2 separate regions of the Homo sapiens genome follow, and region 2 is linked to region 1. Evidence: chromatin contacts called from ENCODE Hi-C data. All regions are on one chromosome and are shown on one strand. Each heading gives the region's core, a stretch centred on a gene start or an enhancer-like site at or near the end of the contact. The rest is flanking DNA. Distances are from core to core; before and after follow the strand shown.

Region 1 (6,802 bases), core at 1,302-3,801:
GACCTCACCAAATACACTGGACTCAGAACATTCCCTGCTCATGAACCTTCCATAACTCTCCACTGCCTACAGAAGAAATTCCAACACCCTCACCTACCCCACCCCTGACTGGCATCCAGGCCCCACTCCATCTGCTCTCATCTAATTCCAAAGACCTTATCCTCCAACCAAGCTGGCTGCTCTGCTGGCCCCTGCACACACCATGGTGCCCCGAAACTGTTATTTCCATTCCCTGAAGCCTTTGCATGGAATATAATCCAACTCTCACACATTTACTGAGCACCTACTAAGTTCCAGACACTGTGGTGGGCAAATGATGTCTAGGTATTCGGGAAAGTTGCTAGTATAACCTGAAAAAACAAAAGAGAAGATACATTTCCTGCTCTCATGGGGCTCAAAAGATCACTCCCCTTTCCGTTTCTACTTCATCCTTCAGAACTCAAGTTCAAATTTCCCATCCTCTGGGGTCTCCAATACTCCAGAAAGGCTTTCCTGACCCTACTGGCCCTCTGATCCCCCAACGACACATAGCACCACTCACCAGCCCTACATTCCAACTGCCTGCACTGTCCCCTTGACTGATTTTGTGTTAAGTTAGGACTTCCCACACACCTAGCCTAAAACTAGACACACAGTGGGTACCCCCAAAAATGCTGGAAGTTATAGGATTACAACATGCCTAAGCTCGATGCCCTTAGTGTCTATTTCAAAACCCTCATTTTGTAGATGAGGAAACAGAGGACCCGTGAGGAGAAGCAAAAGTCCAAATTCACAATGAGAGTTAGACACAGAACCAAAACAAGATCCCCAGTGTTGTCTCTCCCAGACCAAAGTCCTTCCTTTACAATTGGCCACATCAAACGAATCAAAGTCAAGGCACTCCCTACTCCCCAACTCTTGCTCCAAATTCTCAGAGCTTGGGGTGCATGGAATCTATGGACACCATGCCTCAGTCTTTCTTCTTGAGGAACAACTAAGAACCTGAATGGCTGGACTCACATAGGTCATCAGTCTGGCTCTCTGTCCACTCTCTCAGCTGCTGCTTAGCTCCCCGGATCCAAATGAGATGCTAATCGGGATCAGCCAGTCCCCCAGCAGTTGCCCTTGGGCCTCCAGGAATCCACCTTCCTTCTCCTGCCAACTATCCCACATGGCAAGATCACCTCACAGCATGTGAGACCAGACACAGCAAAATCCTGAGACTGACAGACTCAGGCCGCTGAACTCCAAAAAGAGTCAAAATAACAGTACTGTAAAAATGTTGGGAAACTATCCTTCACTATATAAATAAAGAAATTGGTCAGACGCGGTGGCTCACGCCTGTAATCCCAGTACTTTGGGAGGCCAAGGCGGGTGGATCAGGAGGTCAAGAGATCGAGACCATCCTGACCAACAACTAAAAATACAAAAATTAGCTGGGTGTGGTGGCCCGCACCTGTAGTCCCAGCTACTTGGGAGGCTAAGGCAGGAGAATAGCTTGAACCCGGGAGGCGGAGGTTGCAGTGGGCCGAGATTGCGCCACTGCACTCCAGCTTGGCGACAGAGCAAGACTCCATCTCAGAAATAAATAAATAAATAAATAAATAAATAAATAAATAAATAAATAAATAAATTGAGGTCAAGCTGGCATTAGAACCGAGTCAGGTTGTTCCTGACTCTGGCACCTTTGGTGGCGGGGGGTAGGGGGGAGCGGTTTGGCAACTTCTCTAAACCATCTGGCGGTTGCCCTTAAAACACCCCATAATTTCCGTTTCCTGGAGATCTCAGGAAAGAGGAATTGGACCAGGCAGAATATGAGAAACATAAGGGGACCATGCTATAATATTAGATGTTTAGTCCAATATCCCCATTGTACAGATGGATAAAATGATGCCCAGAGAGGGGAAGCGGATCTATGGTACGAGATTATACAACTCCGAGGTGATGAGGTCTCTAGGGCAACACCCTGCCCCTGTAACCAGATGATGTCTGAGTCCCTCCAAGACTTAGGCTCTAAGGATCTAAACCTATAAGTACCTCCCACCCTCCTAAGATACGAAGTTAGGACAATCTTCCCGCCTCTCCCTTCCTCAAACCCAGATCTCATAATCACCCTTGTTGGACGGACTCTTGCTGTAGCAATGAACCACCAGCGCTGCGGCCAGGGCGCACATGCCCAGTCCGGCCCTGCTGGGGACCCCGTTCCAGCTGTCCTGTCCTGGGAGTGTTTCTTCGGGACCAGGAAGGCGTCCCCAAGTGGCAGCCGCGAGGCATTTGGTATCGAAGCGTCCTCCCTGGCGCCCCCCGGTGGCTGCCCCACGTCCGGAGAACAAGGCCGGCGATGTTCCAGGGCGCCCCCCGGTGGCTACCCTCAGCCACTGCGGCTCCCCGAGACTCCCAGTAGTCACATTCCGGCCGGAAGCACCTCCATGGCCCCGGAGCGTTGGGGACCTGAGCAGCCGGAGGAGTAGCCGTGGCGCCAGTGCTTTTCTCCTCAACACCAGGGACCCCAGCATCTTGACAGCTGCTTCGATAACCCCGTGGTGCCGGCCCCTGTGCTGACCACGTCCAACATGGCTGCCGCGGCGCGTTCGAAGACGCCGCGAACAGGGTGGAGTTGCGCACTACCTCACGGGAGAGGTAGTCCACAGCCCTAAGCCTTTCCCCAGCTGGAGAATAAATAAACTACGTTTCCCAGAAGGCTGTGGGATTGCGTCACAATGACTGCGGGATTATAGAAGCCCGGGGCATATTGGGAAATAGAGTTCGGGTGAAGGGGCGTGGCGATTAGAGTTAAAGATTAGAATCCCAAGACTTCTTTCCTAGTTTAGTTGAAGCACACGACACACTTTTTTTTTTTTTTTTTTTTTGAGACGGAGTCTCGCTCTGTCTCACAGGCCGGAGTGCCGTGGCGCGATCTCGGCTCACTGCAACCTTCGTCTCCTGTGTTCAAGCAATTCTCCTACCTCAGTCTCCCGAGTAGCTGGGATTACAGGCGCCCGCCACCATGCCCAGCTAATTTTTGTATTTTTAGTGGAAACGGGGTTTCACCACGTTGGCCAGGCTGGTCTCTAACTCCTGACCTCAGGCGATCCGCCCGCCTCGGCCTCCCAAAATGCTGGGGTTACAAGCGTGAGCCACCGCGCCCGGCCCACAATTTTTGACTGGTGTAAATTACCCAAGAATCTTCAGCAGAGGCATATTATGAAACTTATGCTTATTTAGTTTAGCCTATCTCTTTTTTCAGCCTGGGCGGCCTTTCAAAAAGATGTTTAGGGTAACTACTGCACCTGAGATAGGAATACATTTTATTTGAAGAGTTGACTTCCGGTCTTTTTTTTTTTTTTTTTTTTGAGACAGAATCTCACTCTGCCGCCCAAACTGGAGTGCAGTGGCGCCATCTCGGCTCACTGCAACCTCCGTCTCCCTGGTCCAAGCGATTCTCCCACCTCAGCCTACCGAGTAGCTGGGATTACAGGCACGCACCACCACGCTTGGCTAATTTTTGTATTTTTAGTAGTAGAGACGGGGTTTCACCATGTTGGCCAGGCTGGTCTCCAACTCCTGACCTCAAGCGACCCACCTGCCTCAGCCTCCCTAAGTACTGGGATTACTGGCGTGAGCCACTGCGCCTGGCCCTGATTGTGTTATTTTTAAAGGGCTTTCAAGTGGGTCATCTCATCTGATCCTCATGGCAGCTGTGTGTGAGAAGCTGGGCAAGAACTGTTATTCCCGTCTACAGTGAAGGGAATTGAGGCTCAAAGGTGAAAAGATTTGCCAGTAAATCACCTGGAGTAAAGTAATGCTCAGGTCTTCTGATTTTGAGCATATAGTTTCCATTAACACCTGCACTCCCATCCCGCCCCCTCTTTTCCAAACTGAACCCATAGGTAGGCAAAGGAGGAAGTTCTTCTTTGTGCCAGTTCTGTTTCTTCCAAGTCTTGTACGTCTGCTCAGACTTCACATGATCAGAGTCTTCCCTGACCATTCTGGTTAAAATAGTAATCCTACGCACCCCATCCTAATTTTCCTTCACAGCATTTATCACCATCTGACATACTACATTTTTATTGTCTTTCTCCACTACAGCATGAGCCCCATGAGACAAGGACTTTGTTTTTTCACTTTTATATCACTAGCACTCAGAACAATGTCTGGAACAAAAGAGGCACTCAGTTTTTTTATTTTTATGTATTTATTTATTTATTGAAGCAGAGTCTTGCTCTGTCGCCCAGGCTGCAGTGCAGTGGCACGATCTCAGCTCACTGCAAGCTCAGCCTCCTGTGTTCACGCCATTCTTCTGCCTCAGCCTCCCGAGTAGCTGGGACTACAGGCTCCCGCCACCATGCTCGGCTAATTTTTTTGTATTTTTAGTAGAGACGGGGTTTCACTGTATTAGTCAGGATGGTCTCGATCTCCTGACCTCGTGATCCACCTGCCTCGGCCTCCTAAAGTGCTGGGATTACAGGTGTGAGCCACCGCGCCCGGCCTGAGGCACTCAAATATTTTTTTCAGTGAATGGATTACTCTCACCTTATTAGTGTTGGAGAGTACTTGAGCTTTGGCATTCAGGCAGACGTGGATTTTAATTTTGACTCTTGCATTTATATGGGTGACCTTGGACAAACTCCCTTTACCTCTCTGGTAGTTAATTACTCATTGTTGAAGATATCAATTCCTGCCTTCAAGATGATTGCTTGTATTAAATAAGATAATATGTAGAAAGCCCCTAACACTGTCCCTGGCTCACAGTAGGTCTTCAAGAAATGGTAGCTATCATTGTATATTCTCTGCTCTGTGTATTCTACACTTCCTCCAGGCAAAGATGGAACTTCTCATTTCCACATCCGTTAGTAAGACAGGAATGAATGAGCGACTTTTTTGGTTTTTTTTGAGACAGGGTCACGCTCTGTTACACAGGCTGGAGTACAGTTGTTACTGCAACCTGAAACCTCCTGGGCTCAAGGGATCATCCCACCACCTCAGCCTCCTGAGTAGCTGGGACCACAGCTGGCACCACTACACCTAGCTAATTTTTTGTTATTATTATTATTATTATTATTTGGGTAGAGACTAGGTCTCGCTATGATGCCCAAGCTGGTCTGAACTCCTGGGCTCAAGCAGTCCTCCTGCCTCAGCCTCCTAAAGTGCTGGGATTACAGGCGTGAGCCACTGCGCCTGGCTTTAATAACTTTTTTTTTTTTTTGAGATGGAGTTTTGCTCTTGTTGCCCAGGCTGGAGTGCAATGGCGCGATCTTGACTCACCGCAACCTCCGCCTCCCAGGTTCAAGCGCTTTTCTTGCCTCAGCCTCCCGAGTAGCTAGGATTACAGGCATGTGTCACCACACCTGGCTAATTTTTTTTGTATTTTTAGTAGAGACGGGGTTTTACATGTTGGTCAGGCTGGTCTCAAACTCCCAACCTCAGATGATCCACCTGCCTTGGCCTCCCAGAGTGCTGGGATTACAGGCGTGAGCCACCGTGCCCAGCCTTGAATAACTATTTTTAAATCATTTTTAAAGCACTCAATAATGAAAGCATTTTGACCTTTCTGTTTTGAGAGATTTTCAGCACATATTATTTTGTTAACCACCCCATTCACTATAGCAACTTCACCTTCCCTGTATTCTTGAAACATTTCTGTCTCCCAACTTAGGGTGGTCACAGCAGGAAGAGCAGTCTCCGAAAGCTCCCATTACCAGATGCAGAGTTCAAACCCTCTCACTGCAGACACATCCCAGGGCCCTTCAGTTTACTTAGCAATGCATAATTTTCAAAGCACTTCCCCATTGATTTTCTTATTTTATTTTCACAGATACCATCTGCGAGGGGTTCAAGGAAGGGTTTAATTACTATCAGTATTTGGTAGGGATACTGAAAAGCTTAAATTATCAATCTCTGAGTGGGGGATGTAGTGAGGAAGTATGGAAACACCCATTAGGGTCGTGTGTGCTTGCTCACGTGCCTGTAATCCCAACACTTGGGGCAGGAGTTTGAGACCAGCCTGGGCAACATGGTGAGATCACAGTCTCTGCAAAAAATAAAAAATTAGCCAGGCATGGGGGTGTACACCTGTAGTTCTAGCTACTCAGGAGGCTGTGGCAGGAGGATCCCCACACTACTGCACTTCAGTCTAGGCAACAGAGTGAGACCCTGTCTCCAAAAAAAAGAAAAATAAACTAAAATTAAAACAAACAAAAAAACCCCACCCATTAGAATCAGCTGGGACTCAGAGTGAATTCTGTATGGTCAATAACCAATCCAGGGCCAGGCACAGTGGCTAATGCCTATAATCCCAGCACTTTGGGAGGCCGAGTTGGAAGGATCATTTGAGGTCAGGAGTTCGAGACCAGCCTGGCTAACATGGTGAAACCCCGTCTCTACTAAAGATCCAAAAAATTAGCTGGGCGTGGTGGCACACGCCTGTAATCCCAGCTACTCAGGAGGCTGAGGCAGGAGAATTACTTGAACCCAGGAGGCGGAGGTTGCAGTGAGCCAAGATCGCGCCATTGCACTCCAGCCTGGGCGACGGGGCGACTCCGTCTCAAAAAACAAACAAACACACAAAAAACTCTTAGGTCACATTTTAACAGATTTTCAACGCAGGATGGCTTCCTTTTGGTCTGCTCAGAAAGCAAAAATTTATATCAGGTTCCAATGACCCCACCTTGGCCCTAAGCTTCTAACTGTTGGGTTGGGAGAGAGAGAACTCCAGTTTTAGTTTGTAGGAAGGTGACTGGGGGATATCTGAATGGGGTTTAGGAGGAGACAGAAAGTGAAGAATCAATGCAGTTGCTGTGGTCAGCTGCCTCTGGCATGGAGT
Region 2 (6,802 bases), core at 4,303-6,802, 1.2 Mb after region 1:
AGAAAGCTCCTCATCTCAAAACTAGAGATCACAAAGATGAGATAAAGAATAAAGAGGCTGGGCATGGTGGCTCACACCTGTAATCCCAGCACTTTGGGAGGCCGAGGTGGGTGGATCACCTGAGGTCAGGAGTTCAAGACCAGCCTGGCCAAAATGGCAAAACCCTGTCTCTATTGAAAATACAAAAATTAGCCAGGTGTGGTGGTGCGCACCTGCAGTCTCAGCTACTGAGGAGGCTGAGGCACGAGACTCACTTGAACCCAGGAGGCAGAGGTTGCAGTGAGCCGAGATCGCGCCGTTGCATTCCAGCCTGGGAAACAAAGCAAGACACTGTCTCAAAAAAACAAAAACCAAAGAATAAAGAAAACAGTGATTAAACTTGAGCTTCTAGAAGTCCTTATTCATCTGATGATCCAGATGGAGTATTGTTCAGGTAACATTTTCACCACCTCCCATCTCTAGACATGGGGTACCGTTTCCTCTAGACGGGAGGCTCTCAACACCCTCCCCTCAGATCTCCTTGTCTGCCAGGCCTTCCTCCTTCATTCCCAAACCTGGTGTTTCCAATTGATTCAAATTGGGAGTTAATGGAAGGAAGACATCCTCTTCTTCCCTGCATTAGTCAGGGCTCTCCGGAGCAACAGAAATAGTAGGAGATATATACATATACAAAGAGATTTATTTTAAGGGATTGGCTTATATGATTGAGGGGGCTGGCAAGTCTAAAATCTGCAGAGCAAGCTGGAAACTCTCAGGCTGGGGCTGAGGCTACAGTTCAATCCACAGGCAGAATTTCTTCCTTCTCAGGGAAACCTGTTTTGCTTGTTAGACCCTTCAACTGATTGGTGAGGCCCACCAATTATCAAAGATAATTTCCTTTACTTAACTTCAAATGATTGTATAGGTCAACCAAATCTACACAATATTTTTACAGCAACACCTAGATTAGTGTGTTAGATTGAGTAACTGGGGACTATAGCCTAGCCAGGTTGACACATAAAACTAACCATTACACTTCCTGGCTGGAGTGCAGTGGTGCATTCCATCTCCTGAGCTCAAGCGATCCTACCACCTCAGCCTCCTTCGTAGCTGGGACCACAGGTGCATACCACCACGCCCTAGCCTTAAAAAAAATTAGAAAAATATTTTATTAGTTTTAAAAACTTTTTACATCTCAACAACAAAAGCCAAATAACCCAATTAAAAAATGGACAAAAGATTAGAATAAACATTTCCCCAAAGAAGGTATACAAATGTCTAATAAGCACATGAAAAGATAACCAACATTGCCAGGCGCGGTGGCTCACGCCTGTAATCCCAGCACTTTGGGAGGCCGAGGTGGGCGGATCACAAGGTTAGGAGTTCGAGACCATCCTGGCTAACATGGTGAAACCCCATCTCTATTAAAAAATACAAAAAATTAGCCGGGCGCGATGGCGGGCGCCTGTAGTCCCAACTACTCAGGAGGCTGAGGCAGGAGAATGGCGTGAACCCAGGAGGCGGAGCTTGCAGTGAGCTGAGATCGCACCACTGCACTTCAGCCTGGGCTGAACAGAGCGAGACTCCGTCTCAAAAAAAAAAAAAACAAGATAACCAACATCATTCGTCATTAGGGTAATGCAAATAAAAAACACAAGGAGTGAATACTTAAGACAGACAATAACAAGTGTTGGCTAGGACATAGAAATATCGGAACTCTTAGAGGTTGTTGATGGGCGTGTAAAATGGTGCAATCACTTTGAAAATAATTTGACAGTTCCTCAGAATGTTAAACGTAGAGTTACCACATGACCCAGAAATTTCACACCCAAGAGAAAATAAAGCATATATATGTCCACACAAAAATGTGTACACAAATGTTCACAGCAGTATTATAATAGCTAAAGAGTAGAAATCACCCAAATATCTATCAACCAATGAATAGATAAATAAAACACGATATATCCATAAAATAGAATATTATTCATCAGTAAGAAGGAATGGGCCAGGCGCAGTGGCTCAGGCCTGTAATCCTAGCAGTTTGGGAAGCTGAGGAAGGAGGGCTGCTTGAGCCTAGGAGATGGAGACAAGCCTGGGCAACATAGCGAGACTCGGTCTCTGCCAAAAATACAAAAATTAGCCAGGTGTGATAGCATGTGCCTGTAGTCCCAGCTACTTGGGAGGCTGAGGTGGGAGGATTGCTTGAGCCAGAGAGGTTGAGGCTACAGTGAGATCGCACCATTGCACTCCAGCCTGGGTGACAGAGTAAGACCTTGTCTGAAAACAAAAACAAAAACAAAAACAAAAAACAAGGAATGAAATACTGATAACATGCTACAACCTGGATAAACTTTGAAAACATTATGCTAAGTGAAAGAAGCCAGTCACAAAGGGTCACACATTGCATGATTCCATTTATTTTTTAAAACTATTTATTTATTTAGAAACAAGGTCTCACTCTGTCACTGAGTCTGGAGTACAGCAGTGCAGTAACAGCTCACTATAACCTCAAACTCCTGGCCTCAAGAGATCCTCCTGCCTTCACCTCCCAAATCACTGGGATTATAGGTGTGAGCCAACTGCGCCTGGCCCATGATTCCATTTATATGAAATGGCCAGAATAGGCAAATCTGTACAGAAAGAAAGCAGATTAATTTTGCCAGGGACTTGGGGGGAAGACAGATTGGGAGTAACTGCTAAAGACTATAGGGTTTCTTTTCTTTTCTTTTTTTTTTTTTTTTTGAGATGGAGACTCGCTCTGTAGCCAGGCTGGAGTGCAATGGTGTGATCTCGGCTCACTGTAACCTCTGCTTCTCGGGTTCAAGTGATTCTCCTGCCTCAGCCTCCTGAGTAGCTGGGATTACAGGTGCGCGCCACCACGCCCAGCTAATTTTTGCATTTTTAGTAGAGACAGGGTCTCACCATGTTGGACAGGCTGGTCTCGAACTCCTGACCTCAGGTGATCCGCCACCCTTGGCCTCCCAAAGTGCTGGAATTACAGGCGTGAACTACCATGTCTGGCCTAGGGTTTCTTTTTAGGGTGATAAAAATGTTCTGAAGGCCAGGTGCGGTGGCTCACACCTGTAATCCCAGCACTTTGGGAGGCCGAGGCGGGCAGATCACGAGCTCAAGAGATCGAGACCATCCTGGCCAACATGGTGAAACTCCATCTCTAAAAATACAAAAATTAGCTGGGCATGGTGGTGCACGCTTGTAGTCCTAGCTACTCGGGAGGCTGAGGCAGGAGAATCACTTGAACCTGTGAGGCGGAGGTTGCAGTGAGCCGAGATCACACCACTGCACTCCAGCCTGGTGACAGGGCAAGACTCCATCAAAAAAAAAAAAAAAAATACCCACTGAATTTTTTACTTTAAAAGGGTGAATTTTATGGTAGGTGAATTACATCTCACTAAAATTATCACTTTGGCCGGGCGCAGTGGCTCACGCCTGTAATCCCGCTCTCAGGGAGGCAAGAGGCGGGAGGATAGCTTGAGCCCAGGAGTTCGAGACCTGCCTGGGCAATATGGCGAGACCCCGTTCTCCAGAAAAAGGAAAAAAAAAAAAAGACAAAAAAAAGCGTAAAATTATCACTTTAAAGTGTTTTCTTTTCTTTTTTTTTTTTTTTTTTTTTGAGACGGAGTTTAGCTCTTGTTGTCCAGGTTGGAGTGCAGTGGTGAAATCTCGGCTCACCACAATCTCTGCCTCCCGGTTCAAGCAATTCTCCCGCCTCAGCCTCCCTAGTAGCTGGGATTACAGGCATGTGCCACCACACCCAGCTAATTTTGTATTTTTAGTAGAGATGGGGTTTCTCCATATTGGTCAGGCTGGTCTCGAACTCCCGATCTCAGGTGATCTGCCCGCCTTGGCCTCCCAAAGTGCTGGGATTACAGGCATGAGCCACAGCGCCCGGCCATTTAAAATGTTTTCATAAGCACTTTTACTTTTGCTCAAATTGCATCTTGATATAAACTTCAAGTTTTTTAAAATAAAGATAATATAAATTATTCTCATTATATTATACTCTCTAGAAAATGTAAGTAGTAAATTTGAATTTGATGAGCCAGTCCACTATTTCCTAAACAATGTATTATCTGTGGGCTGTTCATTCACCAGGGACACTTGAAATGGCAAAATCTTTTCCTCTCTGCCAATGGTTCTGTGCACCATAGCCACAAAGAAATGTAAAAGTTACTTGTTGGCTTATTAGTCTCAATAAGTTTTAGTTGATTGAACAAACAAAGTCTCTCACAGCCAGGACTGCTGCGGCTGGAATTCCTGACATACTGTCATACCTCTCACTCGTCAATCTACACTCTCCTCCCATCTACACAGCTCTGGAAATTAAAAACAATCCAACCATGACTATCATGGCTTCAGAGGTCTATGAACTCCCAGGAATTATACGCAGATTTTTTCCTGAGGACAGTCTACACTTCCTTATTGGCTTCTCAAAGAGGGTCACTGACCAGCTTTTAGAGACATGGGCCAAGTCCGGCTACGTTTAGATTCGGTAGTAGTGTCTGTGGTTTTAGTTTGCCACGTCCTTTCCTCTTTTTTTCGTCATAGTGCCCGCTCTTTGGGAGGTAGGGGAGAGTCTTCCCCTGAAGTCTCCACTGCTGCTGGAGAACCTTCCTTTTTCATCTGGTTGCTAAATCCAGAGAATGAAATCTAGGAGATGATTGCACCGTCCCCGCCCCTCAACATGAAGGATGCCCCACTGCCCATCGGGGAGGGGAGCAGGGAGAGCTGGAGAGAGGCTGGGTCGGGGCAGGACCCAGGCGCAGATCCTCCGAGGCCAGCTGCAGCCCTACCTACCTGCCTTCCCGTCTTTCCCCTCCCTTCTTTTCTCCTTCTGTCTTTCCTTCCTTCCATATCTCTTTCCTTGCCTCTTTCCCCCTCCCACTGCTTCCTTTCTTCCTTCCACTGTGGAGGTGGAAAATTTAGCTAGGAGAAGCTGGGACTGGGACGTTCCAGGAACCAGACAGAGAGTGAGTTAAAGGCACAGAGATGAAAACGCGGTATGGGAGAGCTGGTTCTTGAGTCGGCTAAGAGGGGATGAACTCAATGGTTAATAGGATTGGCCATGGCGAATCCCTCAGCAGGGCACGCACCGCACAAAGGGCCGAGGAGCGAGGGTAGCTCGAGGTCAGGATTACAGAGACTCAGGAGCAAGAGAGGAAGGCTTAAAGAGCCAGACTGCGCAGCCAGGACTGGGGTGATGGGCGCTGTCCTGCCAGGCCAAAGAATGAAGATGTAGCCCCGCCCCCAACCTAGGGAGGAGGACCAGCCCGGTTCCTGTCCTGCCCCCGCAACCTCGCCCCGATTCCACTCCGGGAACCTCGGCGATGCTGAGCCAAGACCACTTCTGAATCAGGGATGACTTGTCTAGTGAACCTAGGGTCAGAGCCATCAGTTGGAAAGGCTGGGAGGAGCCTGGAGAAAGAGGGCGACCTTCCTTGGGATCTGTGCGCTCCCTCCTTGCCTCCCCCTCCAGCCTCCCACTTGGTAGCACCTTCCTGATCCCCTTATCTCTAAGGCGCTCAGGGAAATGCCCCGCTGCGGGAGCCTTCTGGGAAATGCTGCCCTGGCCACCCAGGAACCATGAGCCCTGCAGCCCCGGTAAGGAAGAGTTCTCTGGGACAGGAGGAAGGGCCCAGGGCAGGGTGGGCACCCTTGCCACATAGGGGACGGGACAGAAGTCTTTTAGGCCCTGACATCCTCTGGTCTCTGAATGACATCCTGTGGCTGCTGGTAGGTGAGGGTTTGCGGGGCTGAGCTATTGAAGGAAATGATCACAGTCCGAGGTGATAGATACAGAAAGTCTTCCTTTCTCCAGGTGGGCTCCCGCCAGTCCATTCTTCACTGTGCCCTAGAGGGGCCTTTCCGACCCCCTAATCACACACCTCACTCCTCATCTTGAAACTCCCACCCCCAGCTCCAGTCACTGCGTCCTAACATCCAAGCTCTCCGCCTGTCATGCAAGGCCTCTGTGCTATTTCTTTCCAAACCCTGCAGCTCTATCGCCTGACACTCCCGATGCCCTCCCCACCCCTGCGCTTTATGTTCTAGACACACGGAAATGCTGGGCACTCTTCAACATCCTGACAGTATTCATAGGGGAAATTTCGGGTCGCCTAGGAAACTGCCCCTCATCCTCCAAGGCCCCTTTCAGCCTCCTCTGGGAAGCCTTCCTGAACCCCTTGAGAAAAGTCAGGCTCATCTTTTCCATTGTTAAATCACACCTTGTGCTCCAATTGTGTGTTTCCATGTAATCTCCCTCACTAGACTGGAAGCTGGGGATGGAAAGGGGAAGCATCAAAAAAACATGCAAAACTAGGAGCTTGGCTTCTCCTTGCAACTTTACTTTTTCTTTTTTTCTAGGAACTGAGTTCAATGATTCTTAAGAAAAAGTATTTCATGATAAATGAGTGAACAAATGTCTTAATAGAAAAGTAAAATTGCAGGCGGGGCTGCTTCTGCCCAGCTCTACAGGGGTAGACTACAAGTCCCAGTACGCCTCGGGTCAGCATCTCTTCACGTCACTCCCCCTCCCTGGGGTGGGCAGGTCCGGAGGGCGGGGCCCGGGGGCAGCTGGGCTCTCAGGCGCTGCGGGAGGAGAGAAATGCCCCAGGCTCTCCGGGGCACACAAAGCGCAGGCGCAGCGGGTTGGGTGGCAGCAGCATCGAGTAGCGGCCGCTTAGGCAGCAACATCCGCAACAAGTGTAGACAAGGTGGGTGCATCAAGGGGAGGGGCTGGAAAAGGAGTCTGCACCTGACCCTCTTGTCTGATCTGTGTCAAGACCGTGGAGAGGGGAGGGAGCGG

The links. Hi-C counts contacts between places; a loop is a spot of excess contacts on that map. Pooled maps may share reads with other maps.
Region 2: a pooled map shows a loop between it and region 1 (26-fold over the local background). The contact joins the promoter of PLEKHB1 here to the promoter of CLPB in region 1. A Hi-C loop is called at or near these places in 6 of 50 pooled maps.

What each region holds. Positions count from the first base shown.
Region 1 is chr11:72,431,980-72,438,781 of GRCh38, forward strand. It overlaps CLPB (ClpB family mitochondrial disaggregase), which reads right to left and starts at 2,552. Exons shown (of 16, transcript NM_001258392.3): 1 at 2,093-2,552. The coding sequence starts at 2,495. RefSeq lists enhancers at 2,174-2,633, 2,697-3,503 and a silencer at 4,915-4,964.
Region 2 is chr11:73,641,029-73,647,830 of GRCh38, forward strand. PLEKHB1 (pleckstrin homology domain containing B1) reads left to right here and starts at 5,553. Exons shown (of 8, transcript NM_021200.3): 1 at 5,553-5,598. The coding sequence starts at 5,581. It also overlaps the pseudogene LOC100419713. RefSeq lists enhancers at 5,118-6,036, 6,672-6,802 and a silencer at 6,412-6,631.